Linked DNA regions of Homo sapiens: regions 2, 3 and 4 are each linked to region 1. The links are chromatin contacts, found by Hi-C or POLR2A ChIA-PET in ENCODE. All regions are on one chromosome and are shown on one strand. The core of a region is the stretch at or near the end of the contact, and the rest is flanking DNA. Distances in the headings are between cores, read along the strand shown.

Region 1 (3,191 bases), core at 501-3,000:
TTCCTTTTCTCTTTTTTTTCCTTTTTTTCTTTTTTTTTTTTTTTTTTTGAGAGACTGGGTTTTGACATGTTGCCTAGGCTGGTCTCTAGCTCCTGGCCTCAAGTGATCCTCCCACCTCAGCCTCCTCAAAGGGCATGTTTTTAGGCATAAGCCACCGCAGCCAGCCAAAACAAACAAACAAAAAGTAACGTATACTTTGTGTTAATAATTTTGCATAGTATATTGAAAATTTGCCAAGAAAGTACATTTTAGATACTCTCACTACACACACAGTTAATTATGGAAGGCAATGGATAGGTTAATTGCTTAACTCTCATAATTGGCCATGTGTGGTGAAAATGCCTGTAATCCCAGCACTTTGGGAGGCCAAGGTGGGCGAATCACCTGAGGTCAGGAGTTCGAGATCAGCCTGACCAACATGGAGAAACCCCGTCTCTACTAAAAATACAAAAAAATTAGCCAAGCATGGTGGTGCATGCCTGTAATCCCAGCTATTCGGGAGGCTGAGGCATGAGAATCGCTTGAACCCGGGAGGCAGAGGCTGCAGTGAGCCGAGAGCACACCATTGCACTTCAGCCTGGGCAACGACAGCAAAACTCCGTCTCAAAAAAAAAAAAAAAAACTGTCATAATTATTATTTCACTGGGTACATGTGTATCAAAACACACGCTGTACACCCTAAATATATAAAACAAACACATACTGTATTGTCAGGTAGTGATAAATCCTATCACTACCTGACAATACAGCAGTATGTGTTTTATTTTCTATATTACCTATTTTTATATTTTACCTATGTGGCAAAATATAGGACAAAAGAGGGGTAGTGGTAGGAGGTCCTGTTGGAGAGCATTGGTATCCAGTAAGGATTTAAAAGTATTTATTTAACAAAGAATAGCAGAAAGTGGACGGTTGATTCACACTTGGTGCAATCTCGGCTCACTGCAACCTCCACCTCCCAGGTTCAAGCGATTCTCCTGCCTCAACCTCCTGAGTAGCTGGGTTTACAGGCACCAGCGACCACGCCCGACTAATTTTTGTATTTTTAGTAGAAACGGGGTTTCACCATGTTGGTCAGGCTGGTCTCGAACTCCTGACCTCGTGATCCGCCAGCCTCGGCCTCCCAAAGTCCTGGAATTACAGGCGTGAGCCACCGCGCCTGGCTGATCTGGTTATTTTCAAAAGATTCCATGAGACGGGTTTCTTCAGTTTACAGAGGAGGAAACTGAGGCACAGAAGGATAACCCAGTGAGTCCCAATATAGAGATGGAGACTGCAACCGAGAAAGGGGACCCAGCGCTGAGGTCCCCGGAAATGGTCATTTATGGGCTTGGGGGGCGACCAGGGCAGCGCGCGCTGACCTATGACGTCATCGGGACGTTAAGCATCGTAGCATTACCTGGACGTAGCCCCATTTCTCTTCCCGGACAGGTCCTCTGATAGTCGGGTAGGTTCTCAATCAAGCCTCTCATTAGTTATTTGGTCTGTCAATCCATTTCATTCCTGCAGTCTTCCGCCCCGCCCTCTTGAGCTCGCCCCTGATAGGCTGGCGCGTCCGTCACTTCAAAAAGGTCCGCATTCCTTCCGCCTTTCTCCAGGACACCGAGGGCGAGGAGGGTGGTACCAAGCGGCGCCCACCCTCAGAGCACTACTTCCATCTCTGATTGGCTTCGCTGGGTGCCCGTCGCTACTCCACTCGCCGCTGATAGGCCATTCAACCGCCGCTCTGCGCGGCGCCGGCTCCGCCCCCGTCGGGTGTTTGTGGTGGGGCTGCGGAGTCGCCGATCCCGCCGGAAGCGCCAGGACAATGGGGACCCGGGACGACGAGTACGACTACCTATTCAAAGGTGCGGCCGGTGGGGCACAGACGGGCGAAGTCGTGGCGGCGAGGCGGCGGGCAGACGGGCCAAGGCCGCGCTCCAGGCCGCTGGGCCCAGGCCGGAGCCCGGGGCTTGGGGCCCGGCGGGTCAGGCAGCCGGGAAGGCCGGAGCCGACCGGGCAGCATCAGCTTCGGGCTAGGATGCGCGGCTATACGGAGCCGGAGGCCCGGAGAGACCTGGGGGACCTAGGACGCGCCGGGGCGGGGCCAGAGCCTAGAGGGGGTGGGGCCCGGAGCGGTGGGAGAGGCTGTTAGGGCGGGGCCTCCGCAGGGGGTGGAGCTTTCCCAAGATTTGGCGGGCCGGGCTGGGCTGAAAGCGTGATTCGGGATGGGGGCGGGGTTTTTAGGGGCGGGGCTAAGGCGTGATGGGCGTGACCAATAGGTGGGTTGGGCCTGGGCAAACGGAGGCGGGGCTCTCACGAGGCTTGTCCTGATTGGGGCAGCGTGTTTGGGGGTGGGGCCCGGGAGAGGCGGGGCAGGCAATGGGGGCTGGGCCGAGATGAGGGCCTGGGGGTGAGGTGTGTGGTGGTGGGAGCCTTGGATTGGGGTGCAAAGCTGGGATTGAGTGGAAAGGCACCCGTGTGTGCAGCAAGAATTCCATCTCTTCACTCAGAACTCTCAACAGTGCTAAGCCAGTACTTGCACTTTTCTGAGCACTTTACCCGAATTAACTAAAATCCTCACTGCAGCCCTTTGAGGTTGATACTAACCAGCCTCTCTTTTTACACGTTGGGAAACTGAGGCCCAGAGTGACAAAGACACAGTTTATAAGTGTTGGAACCCGATTGAGCCCAGGCCACCTGTAGGCCTTACCACTTAGGAAGCGTGTCTTAGGGGGCTTGTGGCCAGCATCTGGGACTTTGGGTTGTTGGACCAACTTCTTCCAACACGTGCGCACTGATGGCCGGGGCCCCAGCCAGCCTGCTGGAGGGTCTTCCCCGCCCGAGGGACTGAGGGGGCTCTAGGAGCATCACATAAGGCCTAGGTAGATCAGGCAGCCATTGCCCATTTAGGGACAGCTGGAGGAAGCCGGAGTCCCTTGTTTCTCAGCTGAGCCTTCTGTGCCCAGCTACACTTTGGCCTAGTGGTCTGCCCTGGTTGCTGGGCTCCCTGGCTGACAATGGCAGCCCTTGAGGGCTAACCCCTGGATCCAAGGTGCCTTCACCCTGCGGCCTGCTCTATGAGGGCCTGCGTCGCACATCAGCTGTTGGTATCCTCACCTCGCTGAGCCGTTCCTCCGAGTGTGCTCTGTGGCTTGCACCAGGCCTAGCTGGGCCTTGTGTCTGGTCTCATCCAGCGTCTTCTGATTGTG
Region 2 (3,005 bases), core at 214-2,713, 540 kb before region 1:
CACTGCCCACCTCCTGCCCCCAACCCCGCAGATGCCCCAAAGCCTGATGGCAGATCATGACTGACTGACCATGAGGGCATCCCCACCCTGCCGCCCAGCCTGGTGAGGGCACAGGAGGGAGTTTGGGGGTCTAGGCAACCTCACGCCTTGCCCCGCCCCAGCCCGGCCTGCCTGGAGGCCCTGCTGCTGGCCAGCCTGCCTCCCACCGCTACTTCTCTGCTGTGCGGGCCCCTGCCCCCTCCCCGCGTCCTCCAGCTGGTGCTTCAGGGAAGAATGCACAAAGGCCACGGTTGTGTCCGTGAACATGGGCAGGCATTGTCCACAGCTACCAGAGGGGGCCAGCTGGGCCGGGTGCAGGAGCTGTGTCCCCCCTGGGCTTACCTTAACCCTTTGCACAGGCCCGAGGCCCCCGGCATACCCATCCTCCTTCCCCCACGAAGGTCCCCTCTGTCAGACCCCCCGACCCTCAGCCTTCACTCCCAGGAGAGCCTCCTTGGCCTGCTTTTCTTTTTTTCTTTTACCTTTTTCTTTTTTTTTTTAAGTCGGAGTTGCTCTGTGGCCCAGGCTGGAGTACAGTGGTGCAGTCCTAGCTCACTGCAGCCTCCACCTCCTGGGCTGAAGCGATCCTCCCGCCTCAGCCTCCTGAGTAGCTGGAACCAGAGGTGTACATCACCATGTCCAGCTAATTTTTTTTTTTCAGAAATGGGGTCTCACTATGTTGCCCACACTGGTCTCAAACTCCTGGGCTCAAGCTATTTATTTCTCCCACCTCAGGCTTTTAAATCATTGGGATTATATGAATGAGCCACCACATCCAGCATCTGCCAGCTTTTCTTCTGGAAACTAAGGCTTTGGCTGCAGGCAGTCCCCCATTCCCTCCCCTCACGCTCAGTCTTTCCATTGCTCCACAAACACTGAGGACACGGCGTTGAGGACATGGCGACACCCCGGGCAGACCCGTTCCTGCCCCCCTCCAGGGCAACAGGGCTCGGGCGGCCCCCGGTGGTCAGGGCCTGCATGTTGGTGACCAGGTGACCGGCTGTGTCCCCACAGTACTTCCAGAGAGTGATCCCCCACCAGTTCGACAGCTGCCCGGACAAGCTGGTCCTCAAAGCCTACCAGGTCAAGTACAACCCCAAGAAGATGAAGAGGTCGGTGCCTGCTGGGCAACCAGGGTACTGGTAAGAAGGGGGGACCCCCGAGGGCATGACAGTAACCACGGGGCCCTCCCGATCTGCAGGCTGGAGAAGGAGTACGCAGCCATGAAGAGCAAGGAGATGGAGGAGCAGATCGAGATCAAAGTGAGTCCAGGGGCCCAGGGGCGGGGACAGGGATGGGAGGCCTTTGGGGGCTGCCCTCCGTACTCTAAAGATCGGCCGCTAGGGGGCGGGCCTTCCCAGCGCACAGGCGGACCCGGCGGTCCTTGGCGGACAGGCCTCCGCCCACCTGCGCCGTCCTTCACCTGTTAGGCCAGCTGTGAGCGCCTCCCCCGCCTGACGCCGCGGTAACCAAGACAGTCAAGGTCCCTGCCCCGCTGGGCCGCCCAGCGTCATGGGGAAGCAATCAATAAACCACTGAACTAGAGTGCGGACTCTAAATGCTCTGGACAAGGATGTGCACGCGGTGGGCAAGGCTGACTTGGGCAGAGGCTCCGGGCCCAGGGTGTCGAGGGCTAAAGGCCCAGGGCAGCAGCGTGCCTTGGGGGCTGGAGGAATTCCAAGAAGGTTGCAGTGGAGGACCCCGCAAGGGGACCGCCCTCTGGGGAAAGATGGAGCACGCAGGGCCCAGACACCAGGGTGTGTAGGGCAGGGTGTGGGCACTCACCCGGGGCCCCTGGTTCCTGGGGCAACTGGCCCACCAGCCCTGCCAGGTCAGGGGGTTTCCTGAGTGTGCAAAGCTTCTCTCTCCTTCCTTGCGCATTCTTCCCTTTACACGTGATTTTAGTTATTTACTCAACAAGCATTTATTGCCGGGCGCGATGGCTCATGCATGTAATCCCAGCACTTTGGGAGGCGGAGGCAGGTGGATCACTTGAGGTCAGGAGTTCGAGACCAGCCTGGCTAATGCAGTGAAACCCCGTCTCTATTAAAAATACAAAAATTAGCTGGGTGTGGTAGCACACACCTGTAATCCTGGCTACTCGGGAGGCTGAGGCAGGAAAATCACTTGAACCCGGGAGGCGGAGGTTACAGTGAGGCAAGATTGTACCGTTGCACTCCAGCCTGGGCGACAGAGTGAGACTGTGTCTCAAAAAAAAAAAAAAAAGAAAAGAAAAGAAAAAAAACATTTATTGAGCACCTGCTGTGTGCCAAAGTCACAGCTGAGACTGAGGGCGCACCAGTGATAGGAAGGGACACAGACACAAACCCAACACAGCCTGGCTCCATGCTCTTCAGGGGCAGAGCCGCACAGTGGCTAACACTGGAGTCCAACAGACAAGGATTCAATTCCAGCTCCAGCGGCACAGTGGCTCACACCTGTAATCCCAACACTTTGAGAGGCTGAGGTGGGAGGGTGGCTTGAGGCCAGGAGTTGGAGACCAGTCTGGGCAACATAGCAATACCCCGTCTTTACAAAAATATAGAAATAAATACAAAAGGTGTGCCCAGCTCCTGCAAGGATGGCTGTGCTTGGTGCTGTGATGGGTTGAAGCCAGAGAGATGATAGGGAAACCCAGGGGCCAGGGATCAGGGCTCCAGATTGCTATGAGGACCAGAGACCTGAAATAGCTCTGACCCAGCTGAACTGAGGGACTAGGGCAATGCCCTGCCCCACTCTGACTCAGTTTCCCCACATGACATGCATCAATGACTGTCAAGTCTGCGGTTCTGTCTGACTGCATTTGCTTCCTGGGAATGTTCTAGGTGTTTCCATCACCTTTTCTCCCCAGAAGAAACCCAGGAAATATTCTGTGTGACCTGCAGTGTGGCAGGGCCCTCACTCACCTGCCAATCCAAACAATTTCTGTACCACCTTAGTATCAAGCAAGGGGGCACAGGTACAGT
Region 3 (3,466 bases), core at 59-2,558, 560 kb before region 1:
GCTATGTTCGCATCACTGCACTGCAAACTGGGACACAGAGCGAGACCCTGTCTCTGAAAAATAAATAAATAAAAACACACTTATGACGTCACCCTCTCTGCTATGACAAGGTCCTTCCCTGCCCCACCCCCTCCAGGGCCCATCCCTACATCTTGGGGAGGAAATAAGTCCATTTTGGTCAGTCTTGCCCGCTGTCAGTAACTGTCCCTACGAATTCCTCTCTAGCTTGAAGGATTCTCCACCTCTCCCTTCTCTGTTAAAAGAGTCACGGGCCCATTTTCATTCATTCATTCATCAAATGTTTATAAGCAGTTTCCATGCTGGGGACCTGGAAGAGACCCGACCTAGGCCCTGCATCCCGACTCCCCGAGGATCTATCAGCCTGGGAGGATGGGGAATGGGAGGGCCTATCCCTCCCCACGATCACGGCGCGAACCGAGCTTTGATGGAGAAACACGCGGCTCTGTGAGCTTTAGAGAACACATTTAACCTGGCCTGGAGTAAGACAGGGGACGGGCCTGAATCTTTTATGGGACCCGCCCCCAATATCAACCGCCCCGTCCCCAGCACAGAACTGGGCTCCTAGACGACACGGTGCCATCACGTCCCCAGTGAGTCTTCAGGATTTCTGGCCACGCCCCTTCTCAGACCCAACCCCCGAGCCCCTCCCTTGCTTGACCCCGCCCCATCTCTGGCCTAGGCCACGCCCTCCTCTTAGCCCCACCCCCATTTCATTCAACCCAGGCCTCAAGCCCCACCGCCCAGGACGCCAATGCTCCCACCAATCTCACATACCCATTGGTCAGAGAGTGTCACTTTCCCGCCCTCCTTCAGTAGCATTGGTTCCCTAGGTGTCAATCTTCTTTATGGCGCCCCCAGCAGTTGCCAGGGCCCAGGTTTGAGGGGCAGATAATAATGGACGTCTCGGGGCGTCTCGTTATTGGGCAGAAAGCCCGGCTCTGGGCGGGGCTTAGTGCCAAACGCTTGGCCGCGTCTGCCTGGTGTTCCTCAGGGCCGCAGCCTTTCCTCACGGACACACCCCCACTTTCCTTGCTATTGGTCTTATCAGGTGTTGATCAATAGGATTCCTCATTCCGATACGCAAAACTACCTGTCCTTCACCGCTTCCCTCATTTCAATTCGCTCTCTCCTCAGAGGCGGCAACCTTCTGAACGTAGCCAGGGCCCGCCTCACGGAATGGCCACGGAATGGTCAGACACCCCGTCACTCCTGGCTGGTGGGCGGGGCCAGGGCGCCTGGGGGCGGCGAATTGGCGGATGGGGCCTCGGGGGCGGGGCAGCGGCTCCTGTCAGCGGGTGAAATGGCAGCGGCGGAGCCGGCGGCGGCCGCGGTCCCGGGGGGCGGCTGAGGGGGCCGGGCCGGGGCTGCGGGGCGAACGGCGCGGCTAGGATCCGGCGGCTCAGCCCGGGGCGGCGAGGCTCGGCACGGAGATGGCGGCGCGCTCGGCGCAGGTAGGGCGGCGCGGGCCGGGCCTCCCGGGCGCCTGCTCAGGCCGGCGGCTCCGTGATGCGGCCCGCGGGGAACCGGCAGGACCGCAACTCGGGCCGTCGTGCCCCGGAACCCGCGCTGGGAGCCTCGGCATCCCCAGCCCGGGACCTTCGGAGGACCCTGGCCCCTGCCCACCCTCGTTGCCGATCCCTCCGGACCCCTCCCCAGGAGCTCCTGCAGGATCCCCCTCCCCCACTCCGTCCCCTCCCCATGAGGACCCCGCAGGCCCAGGACCCCCGTCCACCCTTTGCAGTGACCCTCAGGACTCCTCTCCGGGAACCCCCTCAGGGCTCCCCATCCCCCCACTCCGCCGATCAGCCCCTCAGAAGCGCCCCCCAAGCCCAAGAACCCCCGTCCACCTTCTGCCCTGATCTCTCAGGACCCCTCCCTTCTGGACAACACTTGCCACCCCCTCCCCGCACCCCCTCACTTCACGTCCTCCTATCTTGGGCCCAGAACTGCCCCCACCTCTCCCCAAGGAGACCAGCCTCAGGGCCTACCCGCCCCCCATGCTGACCCCACAGGACCCCTCTCTGGCCTCTGTAAGTCGGATTTCCTACCCCTGCCCACAGCCCTCAGCTCAGCCTGCTAGCCCATCTCCCACCCCAGCTGCCACATGCCCAAGGGCACCCCTAAACACCACTCCCCGGCGTCCACCCAGCACACTGTGGTAGCTCCACTGATCCTGCCCCATCTGGATCCTGGCTCCTGGATCCTGAAAAATCCACCCATGCTCAAGACCTCCCGTTGGATATTCTGAACCACCCCACTCCCCATCCAGAGCCACCCATCTTTCTGAAAACCCCAAACACACACACACACACACACACACACACACACACACACACACACACAGTCACTTAGATCCCCCAGCACACACAGAAAAACTTAAGAGCTCCAACATAGACCCCAGGCATATCTGCCCCTGCCCCCACCCACTCAACACTTCTGCACCCCTCCTCAGATCCCACCTGTCCAGGCCCTCCCAGAGTCCCCGACAGCTCCCCCAGCTCAAGCAGAGATTCCAGAGACCATGAGGTGCCTGCCGCACCCCAGGAAGCCAACTTGCCCCTCCACCAAACCAGCGCCCACACTGGAGCCTTGGAGGGTGACAGGGCCCCAGAATCCCCCAGCACCTACCCCTGTGGGAACCTGCCCCAGGCCTCTGCCAAGTTATCCATCCTTCCCTGCTGTGCCCTTTCAAAGGGAAGGACGCTCACTTTCTCTCCTACACTAGTGTCCCGAAGGAACCACTGCCCGCCCCCTGATTTATGCCACCCCCTGGCGGGAAGGGAGAGGATTCACAGCTCCTGGCTTCCGTCCTGAAGTCTGCCCCCAGCCTCCTGACCCCATCACGCCTACTGGCCTCAAATGCCAGAGCCAGCAGGGCGGTCCAGGTTGCTCCTCAGAGCTGGCCCCTGACAGCCCGAGAGTTCTTTCACCCACAACTAGTGTGTTTGGCCAAAACAAAACAGCTTCCTTCTATCTTGGCATTTGAGACCTGGGTCGGGGCCTGCCAGAAGCAGGCAGCTCTTTGTTAAGGAATATTTTCAGAAGGGAAAAATGTGCTGAAGAGGCTCGAGTGGAACATGAATGAGTTGTCTGCTTCGTTTTATTCCCCCTCGGCCGGGATGTGATTGAGCTAGAGGACCCGTGTCCCTGTGTCTTTCCGTCTTTTGTGGCTCTTCCCATCCATCCCGCCGCCCTCCCCACTCCCAGCTCTGGCCTCAGGGTCCAACCTGTAGGTTCCTCTGGGCTTCTGTGGTCAGCGGAGGGTGGTTTGGAAGGGATCGCAGGTGGCTTGGCCCTGGCACAGGGATGAGACAAGACAGGAGAGGAGATGCTGGCGCGACACTGTGGCCAGGACTGCAGGGGGCGAGGAGCCGGGCCGGTCCAGTCCCGCGCAGCCTGGGCACTGTGCGTCTGGGGTCCTTCTGACAACATAACTGTGCTCAGA
Region 4 (3,337 bases), core at 262-2,761, 520 kb before region 1:
TTTTGGGAGCCTCTGTAGCTTTTCCTCTGGCCACAGTTTCCTCCGCTGAGATCCGGAGTCCCTTCTGGCCAAGAGGGCCTGGCCTGGAGACAGAAGGGGCCACGCTCAGGCCTAGGTCTTTGTTTGGCTTCCCAAGTCTCTATTTTCCCATCTGTGAAATGGGCATGTGCCCTCTCTGAGGACCAATAATGGCTTTCACCCAATTTGTGCCCAGTGACCTGCAAGTGCTCCCGCGCCCCAACTCGTGTAAAATAAAAGGTTCCAGACTCTGTGACGCTAACCCTGGCTTAGGAGACTGGGGGAGAGGGAGCAGGTTACCTGGTGGTCCCGCTGGCACGCCCTGGGCTAGAAACAGGGCCTGGGCTGGTGTTCTTGGCAGGAGGAGCTCTCTCCCCTCTCCCAGAGGCTGGGGGCCTGGAGGCTGCGGGGAGAAGGCCGAGTCACAGGTGCCCCGGAGAGGTGGCAGTGGAGGTGAGACTGGACAGGTATTGGAAGGGGGAGGGAAGATGGGGGCGGAGCTGAGGAAGGAGGCTGGGGTACCAGGGTTTCGGGAACTTGTCCCAGCACTCCGCGTTGGTCCCGCTCGGGGAGCAGACTCGGGAATAGTGGCCCCGCCGATGCCCCCCGCTCGCTCTGCCAGAGGCTTTCGCCCCACTGCTCCCGCAGCTCCCAGAACTCGGAGGGCTGCGGGAGTTACTGGGGGAGGGGGTCGAGGAGAGCCTGGGGGCCTGGGGGTCAGAAGTCCAGGAGCGCGAGCAGCCGGCGTCCGCGCGGCGGCCCCTGCCTTCGCCTTGTCTCTCTTGTTGTCCATCTTGCACCTGAAGAGACAAACCGGTCCGCATCCCAGGTTCTGGACAGCTACGCCGCCTCCAGAGACCTGGACCCTGCTACCTCACTGCCCTTTCGCAGCATCGCCACCCATGGACACTCAAACCTCGGCCTCGGCTTCCATCCGCTCGGCTCCCACGCACCTACACCCACTCGCCAGCCCCACTGCTCCTCGCTGTCCCCAAGTCCCACCCCCCACCGCTTTTCCCTAAAGCGAAGAGGCCCTGCCCGCCCCAGCCCACCGCCTCCCCCGCCTCGGCTCCAATTCAGGACCGATCTCCACGCCCCTGCCCCTTGCCCCTTCAGGGACTCAGACCGCCAGCCTCGAGAGCGGGGGACTGCCACGGGCTCAGGATGTCGCATCCCTCCAGACCCGGAGCGCACGCCCGGGTCTCCCCGCCAGCCCCCATCGGCCTCCCCTGGCCTCCCCGAGGGATGCCTGCACCTGCCGGGAGGCAGAGCGGCCCCGCTGCCCGCGAACGGGCTCCGGGAGACAAAGAGCCGCGTCCCGGGCCCGACCCCTCCCCCAGCCGGGCCTGGCCCGCGCCCAGCCTCTCCACCTGCTCGCGTCGCGCTCACCTCCGCCTCCGGCCTCCGGCCGCTCCTCACAGAGTCGCCTGGGGTGGGGCCCGGGCCGGAGCGACGCGGTGGCCGCCAGCGGCGAGGAGGCGAGGGGAGGGGGCTGCGGGCTGCGGCGCCGGGGGAGCCGAGCCGGTCCCGCCCCTCGGCCGCGGGCGGGAGAGCCGGGGGCGCGCGCTCGATCCGGACCCGGGAGCGCGGCCGGCGGAAGCGCGCCGAGGGGGATGGGGGAGAAGCGCGCTTTGGAGAGAAGGGTGGCTTCTCTGCGGTCCGGGGGAAGCCTGTTTCCCCAGCTGCGCCTGAGGAACCCAGATAGTCAACGGTTGGGACTGGGGGAGCAAATCCCTGGGGTCCTCCACTGTCCTTCCCAACACATACACCTGCCCCGACCCCCACCACAACCACCTGGCACCAAGGACCGCCTGGACGCGGATAGGCTGGGCCCTGGCAACCAGGAGGCGGGACCACCGCGCCTCTGGCCCACACACCAATCCGGCCGCTCGGTGGCCCTGGCACTATCCAGTCCTTCGCGTCTGCGAAAGCTAGGCCGCCCAGGGTCTCTGGGGGGCAGCCGCCCTCCGCCCCACACCCGAAGGTGTTCCCCAGACGCCAGGAAACCCCTTATCTGGTTGGGGGGTCGAGGGACTGCTAAGAGAATGCTGCCCTGGGAATTTCAGGATGCAAGGTAGACCCCAGATTTTGGGGAAGATAAAGAAAGGAATAGGAGGGAGAGCGACAGGAGACACAGTATATTCTGTGAGAGGTGACCCAGCCGTCTGCAGGGTAGAGCACGCCCACCCTCCACACCCTCCCAGCTAACGGGATGTCAAGTCAGCCCAGACTTCCTGGCAGAGCTGGGCTTCCGGGGGACAAGGTTCTGTCGACCTAGCAGGTGTCAAAACAAGTGCATAAGGCCGGGCGCGGTGGCTCACACCTGTAATCCCACTGCTTTGGGAGGCTGAGGCGGGCGGATCACTTGAGCTCAGGAGTTCGAGACCAGTCTGGCCAACATGGCGAAACCCTGTCTCTACCAAAAAATACAAAAATTAGCCGGGCATGCTGGCGAGCACCTGTAATCCCAGCTACTCGAGAGGCTGAGGCAGGAGAATCGCTTGAACCCGGGAGGCGGAGGTTACAGTGAGCCGAGATTGCGCCACTGCACTTCAGCCTGGGCGACAGAGTGAGACTCTGTCTCAAAAACAAAAACAAACAAAAAAACAAAAACACAAGTTCATGAAGGACGCAGAAGATCCTTTACAAGGGTCCCAGCCCAGCCGGAGCGAGTGGGAGGTGTCCTGTTGCTGACTTCAGCCAGGGCAGGGGCCTCGGTGGAGAGCGGTGCTCCAGGACTGTGGCATGAAGAGGGTGGGAGCCTGAGGGTGGAAATGGCCATTCCTCAGCTCCCTCTCCTTATAAGAAGAGTCTGGGCCGGGCATGGTGGCTCAGGCCTGTAATCCCAGTACTTTGGGAGGCCGAGGTGGGCGGATCACAAAGTCAGGAGATCGAGACCATCCTGGCTAACACGGTGAAACCTTGTCTCTACTAAAAATACAAAAAATTAAACGGGCGTGGTGGTGGGCGCCTGTAGTCCCAGCTACTCGGGAGGCTGAGTATGGCCTGAGTATGGCTGAGAATGGCGTGAACCCAGGAGGCAGAGCTTGCAGTGAGCCGAAATCGTGCCACTGTATTCCAGCCTGGGCGACAGTGCAAGACTCTGTCACACATGCACAAAAAAAGAGTCTGGCCTTGTCACCTCTGTCGGCCAAGTCCCCTCCTCATATGGCCTCCATGAGCTTTCCGCCTGGATGTCGCATCCCTCCAGACTTACAGCCACTTTTTACCCCATTCCAGGAAACCAGCGCCCTGTGCCCCACTGCTAACCCCATCGCAAGCTCATATGCACAGTTCACTCCCTCCTGGAAATCAGGGG

Evidence for each region. A loop is a pair of places that touch in the nucleus more often than their neighbours do. ChIA-PET counts read pairs that join two places held with the same protein, here RNA polymerase II (POLR2A). Pooled maps may share reads with other maps.
Region 2: a pooled map shows a loop between it and region 1 (4-fold over the local background). The contact joins the enhancer-like site here to the promoter of RAB11B in region 1. A Hi-C loop is called at or near these places in 3 of 37 single-sample maps with no recorded cell type and 8 of 50 pooled maps. POLR2A ChIA-PET finds 5 or more read pairs at or near these places in 2 of 52 experiments (HCT116 and K562).
Region 3: a loop to region 1 is called in a map with no recorded cell type, with 17 times the contacts of the local background. The contact joins the promoter of EVI5L here to the promoter of RAB11B in region 1. A Hi-C loop is called at or near these places in 1 of 37 single-sample maps with no recorded cell type and 9 of 50 pooled maps. POLR2A ChIA-PET finds 5 or more read pairs at or near these places in 1 of 52 experiments (A673).
Region 4: a loop to region 1 is called in a pooled map, with 7 times the contacts of the local background. The contact joins the promoter of PRR36 here to the promoter of RAB11B in region 1. A Hi-C loop is called at or near these places in 3 of 37 single-sample maps with no recorded cell type and 10 of 50 pooled maps. POLR2A ChIA-PET finds 5 or more read pairs at or near these places in 3 of 52 experiments (GM12878, HCT116 and K562).

The regions. Positions count from the first base shown.
Region 1 is chr19:8,388,610-8,391,800 of GRCh38, forward strand. It overlaps RAB11B (RAB11B, member RAS oncogene family), which reads left to right and starts at 1,751. Exons shown (of 5, transcript NM_004218.4): 1 at 1,751-1,847. The coding sequence starts at 1,808. RAB11B-AS1 (RAB11B antisense RNA 1) reads right to left here and starts at 2,082. Exons shown (of 3, transcript NR_038237.1): 1 at 1,400-2,082. It overlaps MIR4999 (microRNA 4999), which reads right to left and starts at 771; the gene lies at 681-771. RefSeq lists silencers at 1,383-1,664, 1,884-2,143 and an enhancer at 1,414-1,613.
Region 2 is chr19:7,852,033-7,855,037 of GRCh38, forward strand. EVI5L (ecotropic viral integration site 5 like) reads left to right here. Exons shown (of 20, transcript NM_001159944.3): 9 at 1,054-1,151; 10 at 1,241-1,301. Among named protein-coding and RNA genes, the nearest start is that of PRR36, 21 kb to the right of the region's middle. Within about 2 kb of position 1,464, at least 3 of the 41 ENCODE cell types and tissues checked have a DNase peak (open chromatin) inside an H3K27ac peak, as active enhancers do.
Region 3 is chr19:7,828,910-7,832,375 of GRCh38, forward strand. EVI5L (ecotropic viral integration site 5 like) reads left to right here and starts at 1,309. Exons shown (of 20, transcript NM_001159944.3): 1 at 1,309-1,472. RefSeq lists a silencer at 1,166-1,405.
Region 4 is chr19:7,872,879-7,876,215 of GRCh38, forward strand. PRR36 (proline rich 36) reads right to left here and starts at 1,512. Exons shown (of 6, transcript NM_001190467.2): 1 at 1,408-1,512; 2 at 541-818; 3 at 319-421; 4 at 1-83. The coding sequence starts at 811. RefSeq lists an enhancer at 714-1,230.